Linked DNA regions of Homo sapiens: region 1 is linked to region 2. Evidence: chromatin loops called from intact Hi-C (ENCODE). Cell type or tissue: gastrocnemius medialis. All regions are shown on one strand.

The links. A loop is a pair of places that touch in the nucleus more often than their neighbours do. Peaks named below come from ENCODE experiments on the same cell type or tissue, not always from the same donor. Only the 100,000 strongest peaks of a DNase experiment are listed, where the experiment ranks them.
Region 1: a loop joins it to region 2, with 4 times the contacts of the local background. A loop is called at or near these places in 3 of 110 quality-filtered maps.

What each region holds. Positions count from the first base shown.
Region 1 is chr2:118,225,177-118,227,676 of GRCh38, forward strand. LOC105373578 (a long non-coding RNA gene) reads right to left here and starts at 1,412. Exons shown (of 5, transcript XR_923249.3): 1 at 1-1,412. In gastrocnemius medialis, no CTCF peak of the experiment used is centred here; DNase peaks (open chromatin) are centred at 1,396 and 1,997; H3K4me3 peaks cover 486 bases; H3K27ac peaks cover 2,500 bases.
Region 2 is chr2:118,762,357-118,764,856 of GRCh38, forward strand. No RefSeq gene overlaps it. Among named protein-coding and RNA genes, the nearest start is that of LINC01956, 73 kb to the right of the region's middle. In gastrocnemius medialis, a CTCF peak has its summit at 1,531; a DNase peak (open chromatin) is centred at 1,705; H3K4me3 peaks cover 267 bases; H3K27ac peaks cover 330 bases.

The DNA of each region.
Region 1 (2,500 bases), 540 kb before region 2:
GGGACATGACAGGCTGGTATCTCTCTCGAGCTCCAGGGGGCCCCTAATAGGATTGAAGCGAAAGATCAAGCGAATGGTTTCCTATTTTAGGCCCGTAATAACTCCCAACTGCTTGCATATACATGGGCCTTACAGTATTGAGGCAACTTTTAATCCCAGAAAAGAGCAGCCTGTTTTCTAGCAGGGTCTATTTTTGAATACCCTGTGGGATCCTCCCTCTCTCACCATCCTCCATCCTCCCCTTGATTTTGGGGAGTCAGGGTAAGAAGGAATCCCCTCCTCTGATTTTACTTATCACTCCTTCCCCAGAAGCTGAAGGTGTCCTTTCTTTTCATTAATTCATTTTACCAGCTCAAAGTAAATACTCCATTTGGAGGAAACAAAGACACCCCTTTTTGGTATTCTGTTGAAGTCCCTGGGTGAGATCAGAAGTTTCCACATCTTTTGGAGAAACTGGCCTTGGATGTACTTTGGCCAGACCTCTCCCCCCACCTCTCCAACACACATACCTACAAAACCAAAAAGCAACCTAAGGAGGAGTGAAAAGGTTTCTCTCCCCCAGGCCATTTATGTTCAAAACGAAACGTGAGGCCACGTGGGTGTGGGGAGTGCGTGTGCTGGGTGGGTGTCCTTTATCTGTGTGTTTCTGGAGTAGAGAGAGGAAATAAATGAAATGCGTGCGGCAAGAGGAGCGGTTTGTTTTCACCCCCAAGACCTGGGAAAACCCATCAAAAGAGATTGACTTCAGAAAACCGAGAATGCCTGGGAAATCTGAATGCAAACAGCCCTGGAATAATCAGCACCACCAACATCTGTCACCACAGCTGTTTCTTTTCTGGTTGGTGAGAGAACCCGTCTCTCTTCTGTGGGTTGGCAATGAACTCCAAGTAAGGGGCCCATCGTCTTTCTCTTCCAAACAGAATCCTCCAGGTCTCTGTTTATTTAGCCTGCTTAAAAGTAGAACACAATACAAAACAAAACAAGCATAATATTGCCACCTTTTAGGTGAAAATAAGTAGCCTGGTAAAGTAGGTTAGGAAGAATTATTCTTGACCTGTGGTCACAGATGAGGAAACTGAGGCATGGGGACAGCCTTTGATTTTCAAATTGATATCCAGTAAAAAATCAGAATTAATAAATCCAATCCTCAGCTCTTGGAAGGCACTCCGTTAAAAACAAAAAAAGCCCCCCAAAACAGGTGAGTAGTTGTATTATGTTTTTTCTTTTCATTCAATTCACAAATAATTATTAAGCTTATGGAACGTGGAAAACAAAATGCTTTGTTTTGCTGGGGGGAGAGAATGAAATATCTTCCTTGCCCTAAGAGAATATGTCTTCTGGGAGGGGCACTGTGACAAGCAAAGACATAGATACCAGGAAGTGCATGGTTACAGCAATGTGGTGGCTTGATCTGAGGTTATGGGAGGGAAGCCTGACAAGGGAACAAGGACACGTGATGTCTGGCTGGAGTAAGGAGCAGAGAATTCATGAAAGAAGCAGTAGCATTTGCCTAGGAGTTGAAGATTGGTTGAGATTTCGATGAGTTGAGGTGGGAGAAAGGCATTCAAATGCAGGGAACAGCATGCAATCCGGAGGGAACAACAAATTAGTTTTTGTTTCAGAGGATGGAGGGAGATAGAGCAGGAATGAAAGAGGAGAGAGATAAAGGCAGGCTAAGACTTGCCTGTGGATGAGGGGAGCCCCAGAGTGACAGACCTAGGGGGCATTTGTAAAAGGTGAATCAGGGGCTGTGCCCAGGAAGGATTTGGGGTTGGGCAGAAGGCCTGGATTCTGAGATCCCAGTGGGAGGCTATGGTGGTCATAAGGAATGAGGGCTGCTACAGGCCAGTGTTATGGGGATGGAGAGAAAGAATGATTTGGTAAGATTTGATGGCCAAAGCACATGGAGCTCAAAGCAGAGAGGCAGGTCAGAGGTGACTGGGCTTTCAAACCTGGGTAACCAGAGAATAAAAGACAGCCTCGTTATATGCAAGAAATTAAAATAGCATTTAAGGCTGGGCGCGGTGGCTCATGCCTGTAATCCTAGCACTTTGGAAGGCCAAGGCAGGTGGATCACGAGGTCAGGAGATTGAGATCATCCTGGCTAACACAGCGAAACCTCATCTTTACCAAAAAAAAAATACAAAAAATTAGCCGGGTGTGGTGGCACGTTCCTGCAGTCCCAGCTACTCGGGAGGCTGAGGCAGAAGAATCACTTGAACCCAGGAGACGGAGGTTACAGTGAGCCAAGATTGCACCACTGCACACCAGCCTGGGCAACAGAGCAAGACTCCATCTCAATTTAAAAAAAAAAAAAGCTTTTAAATCTACCATTACATTCATTGCAGCAGTGTTTAAAACATTGAACACTTCATTATAACAGAGAAACTCAGACACCAACATTGACGATCTTTCTTCCAGTGTTGAAGAGCTTTCTTTGTCAAAGCTGGGCACTTGGCCTCATGGTTGAGCTTCAGCCAGACTTAGAAAGCCAGCATCC
Region 2 (2,500 bases):
ATGTTTCTGCTCCAGAGGCCAGGGGATGGCTGGGGCCTCCTCCTGCTGCTTCTGCCCAAGACTCAGCAGCCTCTGCCTTATACTCACCACTTGAGCGTCTAGGGAAGGGCGGTGTGCACATGTGCTGTGCTGATGGGCGTAGGTGTCTGCCTCTGCACAGATGCATACATTGGCTTGCATTTTGGAGTAGGTGTGTGTGTCCAAAACACATCACACTCTTTGCATTGTTAAGAATTAGCTTTGGAAAGCAAAGAAGTGAGAGGGGGAAACAGCATTCAGCTAAGGTCTTATATCCTCAGTTTCAGTTTGTAATAAATATTTATGACCAAGTTACAACAAGTCCTGAAAAAGAAGCATTTAATAGAAACACAGATACTTAACCCTTGCGTTAATTACAGGCCTCTGTTGTCTTATTCAAGATATGCTTTATGTTCATTTTTAAGCCCTTTGCAGTGATTCTTCTCTTCCTTTTCAAAAAACGTGCCTAGCAAGCAGCTGTTTTCTATATACAGCTGGATCCTGCAAGAGACAACTGTTTCTCTTTTAGCAACTTTGTCAAGCTTGATTTGAGACTAATCTGACTGCAGGTGTCAGGTAAGAATAGGACATTGGCAAGGACCAAGAACTCCATAAAAGAGGAGAGAAAGTGGCCCAGGAGCGAAGGGGCATATTGGTCAGAATGCAGGGCGATCAAGGACACGTGGGCTGAGCTGTGGATGGCAAGGATACATGCCTGGCTGCTGGCTGGCACACGGTTTCCATCATGGACTCCCCACCTGGGTCCACAGAGAAAGATGCTTGCAGGCAGAATGGCAGAGTGTTTTCATTGCCATGTCCCCAGTAACATAAAATCTCACAAACAACCTCCATAAATCACACCATGACATCTACTGGGCTTGTCCAACGCTAAACATAAGTGGACTCTTAAGTCGAGTCTTAAGTTGTAGGCAGCACCATCACCCTTCAGCAAACATCTGTAGTTCATCTTATCTTTTGAAGAAATATATGAGTTTCACTGTCTTTTTTTTTTTAAGCCTTTTGCAGCTTCTGCTCCTTGATTTGTTTGAAGGCCATCTGCTATGTATAAAATTGGGGGTGGGGGCATGCTGTGGAAAAGGAACCATTTGGGAGATGTAGAGGCTGGGAGAAAATGCAAACACTGCAAATGTTTTTGTCAGCTTCGGTGGACAGGCCACTTCCCTTTCTGAGCCCCCCCACCTCTTACGAGAGTTGGACTTGCGGCATCACCATTGGCTGTGGCTGAAGACTGTGCTGGTTTTGTCTTGTGGTTATTACTCTACCACTCAATATGTTCATCATTGTTCACCCCCAGTGAATACAAGAGTCCCAGCACTGGTGATTCTGAGATCTTTCAAAACCTGAGAATACACATTTGAGTTGGCCTTCAAAGCTCTTCCAAAGATGCCCCTGGAACTGAGGGATTAAAGGGGGCAACCAGGAGTCGTGGGGGTGTTTCTCACAAGGATGGAAGGAACGTCCCAGTAGAGGGAGTGTATGTCATGGCATAAAGTTACCACAGGGTGGTAGAAGTTGTGCGGTTGCGTGTTCTCATTCGGGCATTCTTCCCCAGGAAGCAGAGGGAAAACAGAGGGCTCAGAGGCAAAGATCCGCAGCCCCGACTCCCTGCTTCTCCTGCCTGAGCAGAGGTGTCCGAGCCAAAGCTGGCTTCAGGGAGGCACCAGATGTTTAAACACTTGACCCCTGAAATAACTGTCACCCGCTTCCACCCCTGACCATGCCCGCCAGTTTCCTTGGCCCTGACGTGGGTCAGGCAACCCACATTGCTCAAGATCCAGGGAGCAGCACTTCACCGGCTGGGAGATTAATTGAAAGGATGTGTTTAACAACTAGGGTGAGTGTTAATTTGCCATTAAAGCAAAGCGAAAACGTGATGATGATAGAAATTTTATCACACCAGCTTCTCTTCTTCACCTTGGAAGATTCCGTCCTCCTTATAATGTTGACCAAGGAGTTTCTTATAAATCCCAAGGTTCCAACAGCAAGTTTTATTTTCCCATCTGTCCCACAAGATTTAAAATGCTTTAGTAAAACTGATTAAAAGCATTTATCATTATCATCAGTATTAGCAGTATTTGTTTTGTCACCATAATTTATAGAACAGTTGTGTTAAGTTCTAACATGGTCCTTTGTGGCGTTCCTCCCACTTTTATTTCTCCCACCGCACTCCAGCCCTCAGCTGCATAAAAATTTCAAGCGATGCATCGGGCCACAGGTTTCTAAAGTATTTTTGAGCCTCTGCCTCTGAAATGACAAATCAAAATATCAGTTTTGTTCTGAGTTCTAATGGAAGGCTGAGTTCTCAGGGTCCCGGTTGTATAGGGCATCCCAGCCAGGTCTGACTTTGCCACGTGGCTTTGCCCATCACAGGAAGGCAATGTGGGGACACACTGGCCCCCTTCATGTATCAAAGGGCTGTCACTTGCCCCTCACCTGAAAAACCAAACCAAGCATGGAGATT